Linked DNA regions of Homo sapiens: region 1 is linked to region 2. Evidence: chromatin loops called from intact Hi-C (ENCODE). Cell type or tissue: A673. All regions are shown on one strand. Each heading gives the region's core, and the rest is flanking DNA. Links, peaks and the distances in the headings are about the cores only.

What was found. Peaks named below come from ENCODE experiments on the same cell type or tissue, not always from the same donor. Only the 100,000 strongest peaks of a DNase experiment are listed, where the experiment ranks them.
Region 1: a loop joins it to region 2, with 5 times the contacts of the local background. A loop is called at or near these places in 2 of 110 quality-filtered maps.

The regions. Positions count from the first base shown.
Region 1 is chr6:50,822,902-50,831,243 of GRCh38, reverse strand. TFAP2B (transcription factor AP-2 beta) reads right to left here. Exons shown (of 7, transcript NM_003221.4): 2 at 7,379-7,837; 3 at 2,565-2,625. Among named protein-coding and RNA genes, the nearest start is that of TFAP2B, 8.2 kb to the right of the region's middle. RefSeq lists enhancers at 4,892-5,392, 5,393-5,893, 7,045-7,572 and a silencer at 6,850-6,979. In A673, for the core only: no CTCF peak of the experiment used is centred there; a DNase peak (open chromatin) is centred at 4,253; H3K27me3 peaks cover 4,705 bases.
Region 2 is chr6:50,947,825-50,956,166 of GRCh38, reverse strand. No RefSeq gene overlaps it. Among named protein-coding and RNA genes, the nearest start is that of TFAP2B, 130 kb to the right of the region's middle. In A673, for the core only: a CTCF peak has its summit at 3,880 (motif pointing right); DNase peaks (open chromatin) are centred at 2,466, 3,456 and 3,826; H3K4me3 peaks cover 1,794 bases; H3K27ac peaks cover 2,612 bases.

The DNA of each region.
Region 1 (8,342 bases), core at 88-8,087, 120 kb after region 2:
ACAACTCATTTCCTCTTAACTAAATTACTTCAGAAATGTCAGCTAAGCCCAGATAGCAAACATAACAAGAGAGGGAGCCCATAATCTATGGGGTGACATAAACACAGGTGAAAAATTAGATTGGTTAAATTTTAGAAGGGGCCTTACCATAACTGGAGAAAGAGACATAGAGATAGAGACATGCATCATTTATGCCTAAGTCTTCTAGCTTCATAAACACAGACTCAGAGACCCCCAAACCTAGACCACTTGCCAATCTGTTACTAATGAGGTAGAATTTTTTTTTATCTGCCTAAAAGCCCATTAGAAAATATATTAAGAAACTAAGCCTTCTTCTAGGTGTTGAAATTTAGAATATTTAGTTCACAAGACTTTCTCACCTCTTTTACAAAATTCATCTCTTGGAAACATCTCTCATAATTGGGGAGATGGTGAGCAAAGAGACTAGGGTGCAGGGGAAGGGGCTAATGAACTCACCACAACTTTAAGTGGCTTATACTGAGTTAGAAAAGTAAATCAACCTCGTATTCTTATTTTGCCTATGGCTCTCTAAAGAAAAAAGACATAGGATCTTTTCTTCATGTAATAAAGCAAATATGTCAAATATTAAATAATGCAACTGACCTACCATTTCATCATATTCATACCACACCCTCTGAATCAATTAAAGTAACTGGGATGCTACTTAAATATTTTAAGCTGCACATTTTTTAAAAAGCTGTACATTTGGGGGGACATAAAATGTACTCTTCTGTTTCCAAAAACAGAACCATCAACTTTAGTCATTATTCTCTTTTTCTTATTCCTGGAGACAACCTTGCACATAAATATTCACATTTCACTGACAAACATATACAAGCTCTGAAACCAAAGCATCCCACATCTAAGAAAATCTTCAGCTCTGTTTTGCTAGGCAAGCTAAGTTACAAATATTTTTATTGGACTGGCTATTAATAACATTTCTGATTGGTCATCTGTTGGGCATGTTCCCCTGCCAGCCCAAATGATGTTGCTAGGATACAGAACCCTGAGCTAAGTGGTTCTAGCTTTCCATGAAAAGGGAGGAGGAACTAAAACAAACTGAAAAAAGCCAATGGAGAAGCTCCTCCCCGACCCCACCCTAATCAACCAGCAATTAACCGAAAGAGGAGACCCAAGAGAAAACAGGAAAAGTGAGCTGTCAGTCAGCACAGTTGCAAATTTAAGCACCGAGCCTGGGTATCCTAGCAAACCCAAAAGCTGGCATTAAAAGCCAAAACAATATTATTTGAAGATGAGAGAGAGAGAGAGAGAGATGTTTGAAGCAACCACTAAAATAAATAGTTATGCCCCAAACCTTACTATACTTTAGGATATTCATTCCAAGGCCAAATGGCATCATTGCAAGTACAGCTTCCCCCACCCACCTTTCAAAGCTACTCTTCCTGACTTTGTAAAAGAAGACAATTTAGAATACCTCACCCTGTTTGGAATCCTTATTCCACAACCCTCCTACTATCCCATTTGAGTCTGGATGAATTACTTCCCAAAGAATTTTTTCTTTTAATTGTTTTTGTTGAATGTCAAGTGGCTCAAGTGAATCATAAATGATTGAAAGCTGAGGATTGTTGACACTAAATATAGAGACAGAATTTCTTCGACATCCATGAGAAAGGGTTACAGTATTAAAATTGTATCGTCAAATGCCAGTTCCTGTGATAATTAAAGATTGCACTGTTTACACATTTAAACTCCTAAATTTGTGGCATTTGAGTGACATTCAGGCCTTTTAGCAGCTACACTAATCGCCAGGCATTCTCTCAGTGACTGTCAGAGAAAAGCAGAAAAAATTAAGCAGCTGCAATACACCCAAAATGAGTTATTGTAATTACATTTAATTAGTTTAATTAGTTAATTATTTTGCTTACAGCTGTACAAGAGACTGCAAACATTTGTTAATATCACATGCCCTTTAACAGTATGGGGTGATTCCACAGTCACACTAAATCATGAATGCATATGTAGGAAGATTTAGAAATGTGCATAGGCTGTCTCAGCTTCTCAGGATGCGCATATTTAGCAACAAATTTGGCACAATGAAAAAATAAATAAATAAAAACAACTCATAAAACATAGAGAACTGGGAACAAAATTATCACCAAAAAAATCAAATACAAAACGAAGAAAGAGCTATCTCAATAACATAAGCTTTAACTCAGCAAACTCCAGTTATCATTGAAATAATTGTAGCACCTTCTTGAAACCAGTGTTTACCAGCCAATTCCACACATGATGATAGCTCAATTATTTAAGATGTATCAAGAATGGCTACCAAATATGCCATGAGAAAAATTGCAACAGTCTGTCTCACTCATCTGAATTTGTGTCTGATGTTTTCATTCTCCCTTGCCCAACTTCCATCTTCCCAACATGCCCTTTCCCCTAATCTGACAGCCATTGTCCTATAATTGTGAACAAACATTTATGTCTTGTCAAATAATGAATTCCCCCAAAGTGAAAATTCATCATAAAGACGTTAATGCATGAGAGAACTTTGCTTACTTTTTGGGGGGAATTATCCATACCTTTTTTAATGACAGACTGGTCCAATAGATTCATGCCGCTGTTATTGGCATCTTCAACTGACTGTGAATATAAAAACATCACTATTCAAATTGACAGGATATTAAAGAATTGCACACATAAATCATGTTATTCCAAACTGGAGTTTCTGTTATTTCCATTTATATTAATTCACAAAGGGCTGTTTTATTATTATTATTACCTCCAAATAGACATAGAAATGAAATTTACTCAAATTATAAATTTTTCCAATGGAAGAAGTGGAGAAAGAAAACTTTGAGAGACATCTGGGATGCAACATTGGTTTAGTTATTATATAAAACATAGATATTAGACAGATAAACCTTTATATTATTTGCTCTTATGAATTGTAAAAATTTGGCAACAGCTGACAGATTTTCACCAATATTAGTAAGAGCAATTTGTGTTTTCCATTCTATCCCAGTGCATCTTAACCCCAGAGCCATTTTACAAATACATAATAGTTTACATTATGGGATTTTAATTAAAGTCTGAGCAATTTGGAATGGAATGCAAACAGCAACACATAGGAACATGTTTGCAAGCCTCTAGGACTGCACACCCATTACAGCCCATACACGTTCCTGTAAACTATGAGCTTCTTGCTGCACAATGACAGTCTCTTGGAGGAACCTTCACAATTTACCCTCCCTCCCAGTCCTGCTGATGCTGCTTCCCAGCAAGGAGCACACCTGTTAGGAAGGCAGTAACTACAGACAAGCAGACACACACAAAGGTCTAGATCCTCCCAGTCAGCACCTAGGTAATCGCAAGGAATGTTCATCTTCTGTGCCACAGTTTCATTCCAGAGAAGGAAAGTTTCAACTCTGAGCACTGGTAGCACTTCTGAGAGGAAATAGCTGTTGGAGCAAGTTTCTTACTGTCAGAATACACATGAACAGTTCTGGCTGTGCATCCCAGGGCGTCCAAAAGCAGTAGATTCCCTTTCTCTCCCTACCAAGAAAATAAATGCTAGGTCTTTCTAAAATCTACAACTACTTTCTTGACCCTTCAAAACCTAAGTTGGGACCAAATTGTTACCCACTTTATAGAGAAGTAAAAAGCAAAGGGCTTGAGAGTGAGGAGCTGTTTTCACAGCACTCACACCGACTCATGCTGCATCCTCACAGTGTGAGTTCATCACAAGAAAAAGACTGTCTACCCCAAACAAGCAAAACTTTAGAAATGAGATGATCTAATCGTACAGGGGGCATGTTAATTTGTTTCTTTTCATTTTTAATAGTCACTCTTTTGTTCTCAGAAAAGTGAGCAAAATTGTTATTCTCCATAGGAATTGTTATCCTTGCTGCAACATGCCATGCACATCTTAGGAAATAGTAAAAAGGTGTTTTAAAAATATTTCATGTAACTTGTTCATAACTCCTCAGGGGACCCTGCCACACACAAACACACACGATTCACACCTTTCTATGATCATGTGTATACAGTGACAATGTGTCCAGGCAGGACAGAAATATTCTCCTGTGCCTTGGGCAGCCAGACCCTGACTTACACTGGCCTGGACCCGGGAGCCCTCACACCTTACCCTCACTCTTGTACGTAAATATGTATAAACGCCTCATCAGCGACGTGGGGTAGTTGTGGTAGTTAATGAGAAGGCTCTTGTCTGATTTTCTATCTAATTACGGCCGCCTGCTGGGTTTTTGTACAGGATATTCACGCAGCATGCTGGCGCTTAATCGTCACAGGGAGGATCGTAAAGATTTAATTAGGACTGCATGCGGAAGCGCAGAAAAACAACTCAGACTCGTAATTACTAGACTTCTTTAGTTAAAAGTGATACCAGGGGTTGCTTTAAGACACTCGGGTGTGTTTGAGTGTGTGTATGTGTTTGGGGGGAGTTGGCTTAACATCCTTATATGTTTATATTCATGGGTGGTAGAGGTGATGGGAGGTAAGAGAGCAAAGGTGGGAAGAAGAAAAGAGGTGTACATGACAACTAAACAAATCCCAAACTAGGTGTCCTTTCACTCCCTCTGTCTCTCTCTCTGTAGGTGTTTTCCTGAGTTTTTAACACTTGTAGCCCCCTCCCCAACTAGACACACACACACACGCGCGCGCGCGCGCGCGCGCTCATGCACAATGGGTGAAATGTAGCATACCCAGAACCCAAACAGCGATTTGCTAGTTTAATAGCCCCTGTGAGTAAATTGAAATAGAAATTGACAGGGTTTTATAGTTTCATTTAAAAAAATATTAGAAGCATTTGGTGAATTAGCTCTCCTCTTTCTCTTCTCTCATGGTGGGGGCTGTGGCCCTGAGTGTGGTGCATCTGGGTCACACAACAAAACCCTCGACCCATAGGCAGGGCAGCACCCTCAGTGTCTGCCAGCTCCCTGGCTCAAGGGGATCTGGAACACACACGAGGTCCTTGAGATCGGAACAAGTGACTTTAAGGTCCAGGCCTAGGCACTCTCTGGTCCTTTTAAAGACTGGACCAGTGCAGGCCCTTTTAAAGACTGGACCAGTGCAGGCCACCCATTCGATAGCTGTAGGGAGAGCGTTGAAATCCCAACCTGCTTGTGTAACTTTAGCCCCCGCACCCCAGCTTCCTAACTCGGAAGTGGATCCTTCTGTGTTGAGCAGATGATTGGAAGCCTTCGGATTCGAGGCTGTGGTCCTGGAAACATAACCCCTGGTCTTTGTCACCTGCCCTGCATCAGTCAACTTCACCCTGGCCTTGGGAGGTCTGTCATCACCGCGGAGGCAGAGACCGTCCCTGTCTTTGCTGTTTCCCTCTAGGGACAGGAGCAGGGTGTGTCCCTTGCACTATAGGGGTCGTCCCAAGAAGGTCCCGTGGGCCTCCCGGCAGGTGACGAAATGAGATAAAGCAGGGGAGGAACAGGGTGGGGGTTGGGTGAGTGGAGAGCCTGCAAGTGGCTCCGGTGTGCTGCCTGCTGCTTTTCTCCTTTCAGCTCTCTACCTCTGTGGTCTGTATTCCCGACAGCAACAACTTGGCCCCGAGGTGCTCCGTTCACATAAACACTAAATCCTTTCCGACGCTTTGACAAGACTATTCTCCCAAATGTGCACTGATCTGGCCCTGTTTTTCTCTCAGACTTTGAATTTCACCAAACACAAAAAGACCTCTCTCAATTATTTCTTTAAAAACATTTAACTAAAGAAAACTGCTCCTTCTTTTGGGGGAAAAATTTCTGAGTTCCTTCGCTAGAGTCACTTGGCCTGTAGGGTGGTGGTAACAGGGCCGGCATTAGCATCATCAACAGTAATGGTGATGAGTTGATCCACTTTCATTATCCAGCACTTTGAACCATACTCAGAAAGGTTAATTTAAAAACTTTTCCCCTCGAGACACATATTACCCCAATGCATTAAAAAAAAAACTATTAAATACTTCCTTTTTCATATGATATTCAGAAATGAGCAATATCTCTAGCCAGGAACAGTCAAGCTCAGTTAAATCAACAAAACCATCATCACTCTTATTACTATCAGTAAATCCAGGCACAAATCAGGTAATTCCGTCTTTTTTAAAAAAATAAATAACTGAATTTCTTTTAAAACAATAAACAATCATAGACCACACACAGACAGCATTTGATGCTGTCACCACATTTTAACTGTTTAAAACTATTTTTTTTCAGCAAGGTACAGAAGAATGACTCTTGCACCCTCTTCTCTTTCCCATTTTATTTTCCTTTGCTTCAGAGGTATGTCAAAGGATGCATAATAAATACAACTATGCCAATGAAACTGAAGTGTCAATTACATACCTGTAAACTATATTTATCTTTTCTGCCAACTATTTAACTTAGGGTGAAAAAGCAGACCTGCTCAGAATCACCCAAACAGTTTTTAGGAATCATTTCTTTGATGTTTCTTTGTTTAGTTTAACCAAGTATTCTCAACCAAATCAGGCTCCATTGTGTAGACTGCAGATGGGATAGTGGGTGGGTAGGGGGAGTGTTTTGAGCCTTTTGTTTTAAGAAATAAACACGTGATGCCTCTCAACTGGGATGATGGCAGTGGGGAGAGAAGAGTGTTAATATAGGCGGAGGCCAGGAGAGGGAGGTGGAGAATATTACACTACAGTCACTTAATGAACCAAAAAGTGAAAAGAATTTCCAAAATGGTATCTACCATCATGGACTCCTGAATTATGGCGTTCTGAGTTTCTCCTTCACATATATTCTATTTCTCAGATGAGGACTGCAACTATCTCTTGGAAAAAAGCTCTGTGGCTTATGAGACATTCAAAGCAAGACCTGGCTTAGATGATCAGAGCTCATTGTCATGCTTAGCAAAATCTTTGCAAATTCAGCAGCAACCTCTGGAGCATACAGAGGCCCCTGGAACTTCATTCTGAAGCTCTAGCCTCTAGGCAGCCAGGTCTTCACCTGCCAAGTCAGCAGGACAGCCCCACTATGGGGTGTGTGTGTTGGTAAAGAAGGGGTACCAAGCTGGCTTCCACAAAGCACTAGAGAATATGCAGGAGATGGTAGCTGAGGCAGGACAAAAGCATTCGCCTTTATTCTAATAATCTTAAGGTATCAAAGCAAATACATATTTTTCTTCTTCAAGATTTAATTTCTCGTGGTTTGGATGATCATAATTAGACCTCTGGAAATCGCCACTATAGAGCCATACATACAGACACACATAAACAGTTCTATATGACTGTCTAGTCCTGTTCTAAACATGGGAACAAACTCCCCAAAAAGAGACAGAGCTGCCCTCTCCTGACCTCCCCCCCTCCAGAAGCATTCCTTATTCGTGGTCTTTTTTGTTTGTTTGTTTGTTTGTTTGTGGTTACCTGGACGTCTTCCATTCCGGGATGGCCGAGGCCGTGCAGCGAGAGGCTGTCACCCATGCCCGCGTCCAGGCCGTGGTGCGCCGAATGCAGCAGCACGTCCGGCCGGCGGACCGAGTGGTAGTCCCTCCGGGGGTCAAGGCCCGAGAGCTGGGGCAAGGCGGCCCGAGGCTGGGGCAGGAGAGAGCCGGCTTCCGAACCCACTTCTTGCCGCTGCCGTTGCCCCCAGGGATGTTGCTGGGGCTGGTGCAGTGGGTTCAGGGAGTAGGGGTCGTTGACGTGGGAGTAGGGGTCCTGGCTCTGGTGGTAGGGGAGCGGCTGGTAGGGGGGTGGGAAGTAGGGCGGCTGGAAGTCCGACGACGGGGTGTGGGACAGCGGCGGGGCGCTCGAGTAGGGTCCTTGGGACACCGAGCCCAGCTGGGAGAGCCGCGAGCTGTGGCTCGGGACACCATCGTGCCGGTCCTGGGAGCGGAGAGAGGAAGGGGAAGAGAGCCAGAGAAGGAGACAGAGAAAGAGAGATAGAGGCAGAGAGAGACAGAGAGTACAGAGAGGAAGAAAAAAAATACAAGTGACAAATGGAGAAGCCCGGCTTTTGTACGCTCTTCCCGGGACAAGGGAAGCAAGGATCTGAAACTTAGACCCCCAAGTTGACTCAGAGGGCCACATGATTTCAGCAATTTCAAACCCCAGGCTTGGGGAGAAAATGGGAAAGGAATCACCCACTTAACTATAACATTTTAGCCGCTTTTTGGGGAGTGCAAAGCAGGCAAAAGGCAGGGGTACAGGAACAGTGTGTATGGAGGGAGATTCTAAATGCCTTAATTAAAATTGTAGGAGTCTTACATATGGTGTTTGCTCCTCTGGGTGTTTTTAACTACTTTTTTCTAACTCTTCCAGAGGTACAAATCACAACAAATAAAACTTCATAGTATTTGCTGTGCTGCTCCCCCTGATTAAAAACCAACTT
Region 2 (8,342 bases), core at 194-8,193:
TGCCTGTAATCCTAGCATTTGGGGACACCTGAGTGGGAGGATTGCTTGAGGCCAGGAGTTCGAGATCAGCCTGGACAAAAAAGCTAGACCCTGTGTCTACGAATAATTTTAAAAAATAGCCAGGTGTGGTGATGCATGCGTGTAGTCCTTGCTACTCAGGAGGCTAAGGTGGGAGGATCGCTTGAGCCCAGGAGGTCAAGGCTGCAGTGAGCTCTGATTGTGCCACTGCACTCCATCCCAGGTGACAGAGCGAGACTCTGTCTAAAAAAAAAAAAAAAAAAAAAAAAGCCAGGTGCGGTGGCTCATGCCTGTAATCCTACCACTTTGGGAGGCCAAGGCGGGTGGATCAACTGAGGTCAGGAGCTTGAGACCAGCTGGGCCAACATGGTGAAACCTCATCTCTACTAAAAGTACAAAAAATTAGCTGGCTGTGGTGGCGGGCACCTGTAATCCCAGCTACTCGGAAGGCTGAGGCAGGAGAATTGCTTGAACCCAGGAGGCAAAGGTTGCAGTGAGCCGAGATTGTGCCATTGCACTCCAGCCTGGGCAACAAGAACGAAACTCATCTCAAAATAATAGTAATAATAATAATTGTTTTCATGTAATATGTATAGATTTATAGATATATGGGCTTATTTATAGATCATTATGATACACACACACAGATAATTGAAAGGCTATTCACCAAAATGTTCACTCTGGTTATTTTTAGATGGTGGGATTCTCAATGTTTTTCTTCATTTTATGTAGAAATATAATAAATTTCTAAGTCTTCTATAATGATTACGTATTTCTTATGAAGTAAACGGAAAGGTATTTAAAAGTAAAAATTAAATACCTACTCTTTCTCATATTTCTAAGAAAGATACAAAAATGAACAGAGTAACTAAGACATTTTCCCAGGGTACTCCATGACCTTGATAAATTAGAAAGCCAGGTCAAAAGTAGTCTAGTTTTGGTTGGATCCAATCATTTCCTGCTGCTTTCTTGTGAGTGCATGTATCTTTGAGAATTTCATCTTGCTGTGCTGTCCAATATGGTAACCACTAGCCAGTGGTAATATTTAAGTTTTATTTAATTACATTTAAACATAATAAAAATTCGAAATTTAGTTCTTCAGTCTCACAAGCTATATCTTAAGTTCTCAATAGCCACATGTGACTAATGGCTACCAAATGAACAGCACAGAAACACAAAATCACATCATTGCAGTAAGATTTATTGGACACTGCTGGTATAGGTGCTAAACTGCTAGCTAGGCACAGTGTTACAATTAGCCATGAGCAACTCCTGAAAGGGAAGGCCTCTACACATTTATATGAAATAGAAAGCATGACTCTACTTATACCTGTTTCTTTCTCACACTGCATCGAGAGAGTGACTAGAAGTGTACTCAAGGGACCATGTGCTTAGTACACAGGGTTAGGCCATAGACCTTAATTTGAAGAGTCTCTGGGCAACTATAAAACCTAAATAGAAAATACAGGAGTCACAGAGGTTCCAGTGGAAATCTAGACCATCTGCCAATGTCAAATTATAAGTGGCTTTCCAAACAGCTTAGATACGTCTTAGCAGTGCACAACAGTGGAAGCCCATTCCCATCTCCGTGTAGCAAAATGCAGGCAAGTTTTCATGCACAAAGAAAAACATGCAGTACCAGCAATGGGCAAAAGCACAAGGCACGTAAACATCCTCAGTGATTGCTATACCACAGAGGTGAGAAGAGAATAACTTTTTGAGCATACAGGAGACATACTTTGAACTTGGTAATTAGAGCTCAGCTTATTTTTATCATGTATCCTAGGACTGTCATTTCCATTCTTGCCACACAATATGTGATCCTTGGACCAGCAACATCAGCATCACCTGGAAACTTAGAAATGCAGAATCTTATGCTCTACCCTAGACCTGCTGAGTCAGAAACTCATTTAAAAGAGATCTCAGGTGAGTTGTGGGCACATTAAAGGTCCAGGGTCACTGATTTCTCTTTTTCTTACTTTACTTTCAATTTCTAGATTGAAAGAGAAGCCTCAGATCTTCCAACCAAATTTTGTGCAGTACTCTGGATCTGGCAAACAGCATGAGATTTAATAAACATTTATTGATTAATTGAAAATCTGAGGATTTGACTTTCAGAAAACAACAAACCAGCATACTTTGAATGAGGTGTCAAAAATATCCTTAAGAAATCATGTGAAAATTTTAGTATTTCATTTTGGTTTAAAATGCAAAAAATAGATGATCATATAGTAATACTAATAAGCAAATAATAAACCATTCATGATTCCTTTGTTCTTTACATGCTGTCTATAAGGGCAATCATTTTTAAAAGCTTTTATTGGATAGCTTGTGCAGAATCACGCCCTAATTATAGTCTTCCTTTTTATTTGCCATTGAGAGGAAATGCACCAGATGAAGCTGTTTGAGACTCTATGGTTTGTTCAGCTGTATTAAATACTTCTAACTGCTGACTTTTATCGTTCTTAACAAGTCAAGACCAGACTGAATGTCTTTGAGGATAATTGTTTTTATTCATTTCCCTTCTGTATTGCTAAAATGGAGGCAATATGTAAATTAAGGAAAGAGACTCGGATTCAGTACTGCCCAGCCCTCGGCTGGTACTCAGAAAGAAGCAAAACCAAATCTCCTCTGCTCAGTTTGTTTCATGCCTCCATGATCAGTGGGTTCTCCTGCAAAATGGACAAAATTTATTGATTCTTCAAGGTGGTCACCATGCCTCTAAGTTGCATAACTGGTGTGTGCATAGAATTTATTCTAAACAATTTTTTAAAAAACTGTGCTGCTGTATGTCAATGCTTCTAACATTTCGTTCATATCAATGTAGTCCATGATGCAATTAGTAGAGTTATAGTATGGCAATTACTAAAGGCCAGGATTCAGACCTTCTGGGTCTTATCCTCAATTCTACCATTTATCTGTGGGATAACCTTGGGATAAGGAAATAAAAACATTTGGCAATGTCTGAAGACATATTTGATTGTCATGAGTTGAGGCAATGCTACTGGCATCTAGTGCATAGAAGTCAGGAACGCTGCTAAACATCCCTCAATAAACACCCCACAACAAAGAATCATCTGGTCCCAAATATCAGTAGTGCTGAGGAAGATCAACCCCATATATAAAGAGCCTATTATCATCACCAACATTCAGCACTGACATGCTGAAACAAAAATCACAGTCTACCAAAACGCCAGAGACTTTGAACTATGGAATCCTCAAATCAATAAACGAGGATTCGGTGAGTTCTTACTTTATGCTCAGCACTGTTTTAGGTACTGTGGAAAACACAATTTCTTCCAGAAACTTGAAATTCGAATAAACTATTCAGGCCTAATAGGACAATTCCTCATTGATCCATTCCAGTAATTTTCTGCTGCCTCTCGACATGGTGCCCCGTCTAATTACAGGATGACTCCCTATTCCCCTGGGATGCCACTTTTCATTCTCATTCACTTCCTTGTTCTGAAGGAACAGCAATTTGCCACTGAATGGTTATTAGCCTTTTTCTCTTTAAGAAACTAAGAAGGAAAAAAAGCCCACAGGATAATTTTAAAAGTTGTTGCTCCAGTTTTTCTCCAACTTTAGAAATCTCTGTTGGCTTTTAATTAAGAACTTGCATTTAGACTGTGAGATGAACCAGATTTGAAGGATTGTGGTTTTTTTTCTTTTAATGAAATGACACTCGTTTCCCTAGGAGGGGTTTTCCCCAGATTCTCATTGTTCTACTAAAGATGATTTACATGGGCATCTGTGGAAGTAGCTGAATCTGTGATTGGAGTGGGAGGCCAGGGTAGGCACACTGCGCCTTCCCTCTGAGAAACTATGAAATAAACACCCTGGGGACACTGAGCTGAGATCCTCACAAACTTCAGTGTGAAATGGCCTGGAGGTGGAGCAAGTCAGAGTGGCAGCAGGGACTATGTGAAATAAGAGTCAAAAGTATGCCATGAATATGACTGAGTGAGTCAGCTGTTTCAGAAACCTGCAATGCACATTTTCAGTCTACTCCCTTTCCTCACTTGGCCTTAAATAATCTTGTGCATATTCAGAAGGAATCAATGCTAAAGTACATCTATACATCCAATTATTGGGGACTCACATTTTGAAGTCCCTAAATGCTTTCTTTATTTCTAAGCCACTTGGCTAAGGATCAGGGTAAAACAATGCTTCTCTGTATTGAAATTAGTAGGAAAAAATATAATAAGGACAAAAGATTTGCAAATCCTCAAAGTATCTCTCCTAAATATTAATTATAAAAGGGAAAAAAGCAACTTAAAAAAGGAGTAACTTTATAATGGATAAATTTGGCAGACATTATCTTAAGCAAATGATCAAGGGCAACATCATCAGTAATAAGATATACCAATATCTTACACCATTCCTATGATGAACTGAGGACACAACATCATTTCTATGGTATTCTTGTCCTAAAATATATAACCCCAGGTGGGGCGCAGTGGCTCATGCCTGTAATTGCAGCACTTTGGGAGTCCAAGGCGGGTGGATCACTTGAGCTCAGGAGTTTGAGACCAGCCTGGCCAACATGGTAAAACCACATCGCAAATAAAAATATAAAAATTAGCAGGGCATGGTAGCAGGCACCTGTAATCCCAGTTATCTGGGAGGCTGAGGCACGAGAATCGCTTGAACCCAGGAGGCAGAGGTTTCAGTGACCTGAGATAGCACCACTGCACTGCAGCCTGGCTGACAGAGCGAGGCTCTGTCTCAAAAAAATAAAAATTTAAAAAAAAACCCACAAAAATATATAACCTCAATCTTAGCCTGAATAAAACATCAGACAAACTCAAATTGAAGGACATTATACCAAACAACTAACCAGAATCTTCAAAGGTGTCAGAGTCATGAAAGACAGGGAAGACTGATAAACTGTCACAGATTAGAGCAGACTAAGGACACATAATAGCTAAGTGCAAGGTACGATCCTGGACAGGATCATGGATCAAAAAAGAAGACATTACTTAGCGGGGAAAAAGTGAAATGTAAATAAGGCTTTCAGACAAATTAACAGTATTTCATTGTGTCAGTGTTAATTTCCTGGTTTTCTTAAATTCTATGATTATATCATAATAATATTAATGTTAGGGAAGACTCCATGAATGGTAAACATTCTCTGTACTATTTTGCAAATTTTCTGTAACTGAAGGCAAACCTCAGAGATATGACAGTTTCAGTTCCGGATCACTGAAATAAAACAAATTGCAATAAAGCAAGTCACACAAATTTTTTATTTTCCCAGTGGATATAAAATTATGTTTACACTATACTGTAGTCTATTAAGTATGCAATAACATTATATCTATAAAAATAATGTATATACTTTAATTTTCAAATATTGCTTAAAAGTACTAACAATTATCTAAGCCTTCAGCAAGTCATAATCTTTTTGCTGATAGAGGGTCCTGCCTCGATGTTGATGGCTGCCGACCGATCAAGGTGATGGCTGCAGATACTTGGGATGGCTATAGCAATTTCTTAAAATAAGACAATGAAGTTTGCCAGCCACATGGATGGACTTTTCCTTTCATGAAAGATTTCTCTGTAGCATGCAATGCTGTTTTATAGCATTTTAACCACAGTTGAACTTCTTCCAAAACTGAAGTCTATCCCCTCAAATCCTACCACTGCTTATCAACTAAGTTTATGTAATACTCTAAATCTTTTGTTGTCATTTCAACAGTGTTTGCTGCATCTTTATCAGTAGATTCTTCATCTCAAGAAACTTACTTTTTTTCATCCACAAGAAGCAACTCCTCGTAGTTCAGGTTTGTTGATTAGATGGCAGCAATTCAGTCATATCTTCAGGCTCCACTTCTAATTCTAGTTCTCTTGCTATTTTCACCACATCTGCAGTTACTTCCTCCACTAAAGTCTTGAACCACACCAAATCATCCATAAGGTTGGAATCAACTTCCATCAAACTCCTGTTAAGATTGATCTTTTAACCTCCTCTCATGAATCATAAATGTTCTTGATGGCATCTAGAATGGTGAATTCTTTCCAGAATATTTTCAATTTATTTTGCCCAGATCCATCAGAGGAATCATTAGCTAGGGCAGCTTTAGTCTTATAAAATGAATTTCTGAAATAATAAAACTTAAAAAGTCAAAATTACTCTTTAACCCATGGGCTACAGAATGGATATTGTGTTAGCAGGCATAAAAGCAACATTAATCTCCTTGTACATCTCCATCAGGGATTTTGAGTGACCAAGTACATTGTCAGAGAGCAATAATATTTCAAAAGAGATCTTTTCTTCTGAGCAGTAGGTATCAGTAGTGGGCTTAAAATATTCAGTAAACCATGCTGTAAACAGTTATGCTGTCCTCTAGGCTTTGTTGTTCCATATAGAAAGCACAAGCAGAGTAGACATAGCATAATTCTTAAGGGCCCTAGAAGGTTTTTGTTTTTGTTTTTGTTTTTGTTTTTTTGTAGACAGAGTCTTGCTCTGTCCCCAGGCTGGAGTGCAGTGGTGCAATCTCAGCTCACTACAGTCTCCGACTCCCTGGTTCAAGCCATTCTCCTGCCTCAGCCTTCTGAGTATCTGGGATTACAAGCACGCACCACCACATCCAGCTAATTTTTGTATTGTTAGTAGAGACAGGGTTTTACCGTGTTGGCCAGGATGATCTCGATCTCCTGACCTCGTGATCCACCTGCCTCGGCCTCCCAAAGTGCTGAGATTACAGTCGTGAGCCACTGCACCCAGCCTGGGCCTTAGAATTTTTGGAATAGTAAATGAGCATTGGCTTCAACTTCAAGTCACCAGACCCCAAGAGAGTCAACCTATCCTTTGAAGCTTTGAAGCCAGGCACTGACTTCTCTTCTCTAGCTATGAAAATCCTGGATGGCATCTTCTTCCAATAGAAGGCTGTTTCATGTGCATTGAAAATCTGTTGTTTAGTATAGCCACATTAATCAATGATCTTAGCTAGATCTCCTGGAGAACTTGCTGATGCTTCTACATTAGCACTTGCTGCTTCACCCTGCACTTTTGTGTTATGAAGATGGATTGCTTCCATAAAGTCCATGAACCAACCTCTACTAGCTTCAAACTTTTTTTCTACAGTTTCCTCACATTCCTCAGCCTTCATAGAACTGAAGAGAGTTGGGGTCTTGCTGTGGATTAGGCTTAGGCTTAAGGGAGTGTTGCAGCTGGTTTGATCTTCTATCCAGACCACTCAAACTTCCTCTATATTAGCAACAAGGCTATTTTGCTGTCTTGTCATTCATGTGGTCACTAGAGTAGCACATTTAGTCTCCTTAAAGAACCTTACCTTTGCATTTACAGCTTGGCTGTGTAAATGTAAGCCTAATTTTTGGGCTGTCTCAGCTTTGGACATGCCTTCCTCGCTAAGATTAATCATTTCTCACTTTTGATTTAAAGTGAGAGATGTGCAACTCTCCCTTTAACTTGAACACTTAGAGGTCATTGTAGGGTTATTAATTGGCCTAATTTCAATATTGTTGTGTCTCAGGGAAAGGGAAGCCCCATAAGAGGGAGAAAGATGGGGAAAGACTGGTTGGTGGAGCAGTCAGAACACACACAACATTCACTGATGAAGTTGGAAGTACATGTTGGAAAAACAACATGTATTCTCTTGGTACATGTTTGTGGCAACCTGGGGTTGTAAATAATACAATAACTACAAAGCACAATAAAATGAAGTACAATTGCATGAAAGTATTTTAAAATAAAATATTTAAAATAAATAGGCAGAAAACTGCCCACATTAATGCTTAATTAATGCAGGGATATAAAGGAATCAGTTAGTCCTTCTAGAAAGTTAGAAAATTGGAAGAGTGTAAATGGGAAAAGTAAGTATGAAGAATGGGTCTTATCCAGAGCATGGTGGGGTAAGAAGGGAACTTAGACTGATGAAAAAATTTACTTCTGAACCAGAAAGAACCAGGGATTTTTTATGTTATTTCAAAGAGTGAAACACAACCACTGAGAAACTCTTTCTCCAAATCCAAGCAGATCTTTGCTACGCCTCCATGAACCTTAATGCCCAGTGAACTAGGGTTCTAGGACCCTGCAGGCTTTAGATAAGCACAGCCTCCCACATTTTGCCCACCCACCATTTCACAAATGCCAAAACACATAAAAACACCTGTCCATGATCATAGTTACAAACTTATATTTTGTGCTTGTTGGCAGCAAACTTTGTTTCCAGTGAAATCTTATGGGGAACTACAATAAGTTAACTAATCTTTAATAAGTAAAATAAGTAAAACACAGAAAAGCCATAAATAATAATAATTATTATGATGGTTAATATTGAGTGTCAATTTGATTGGAT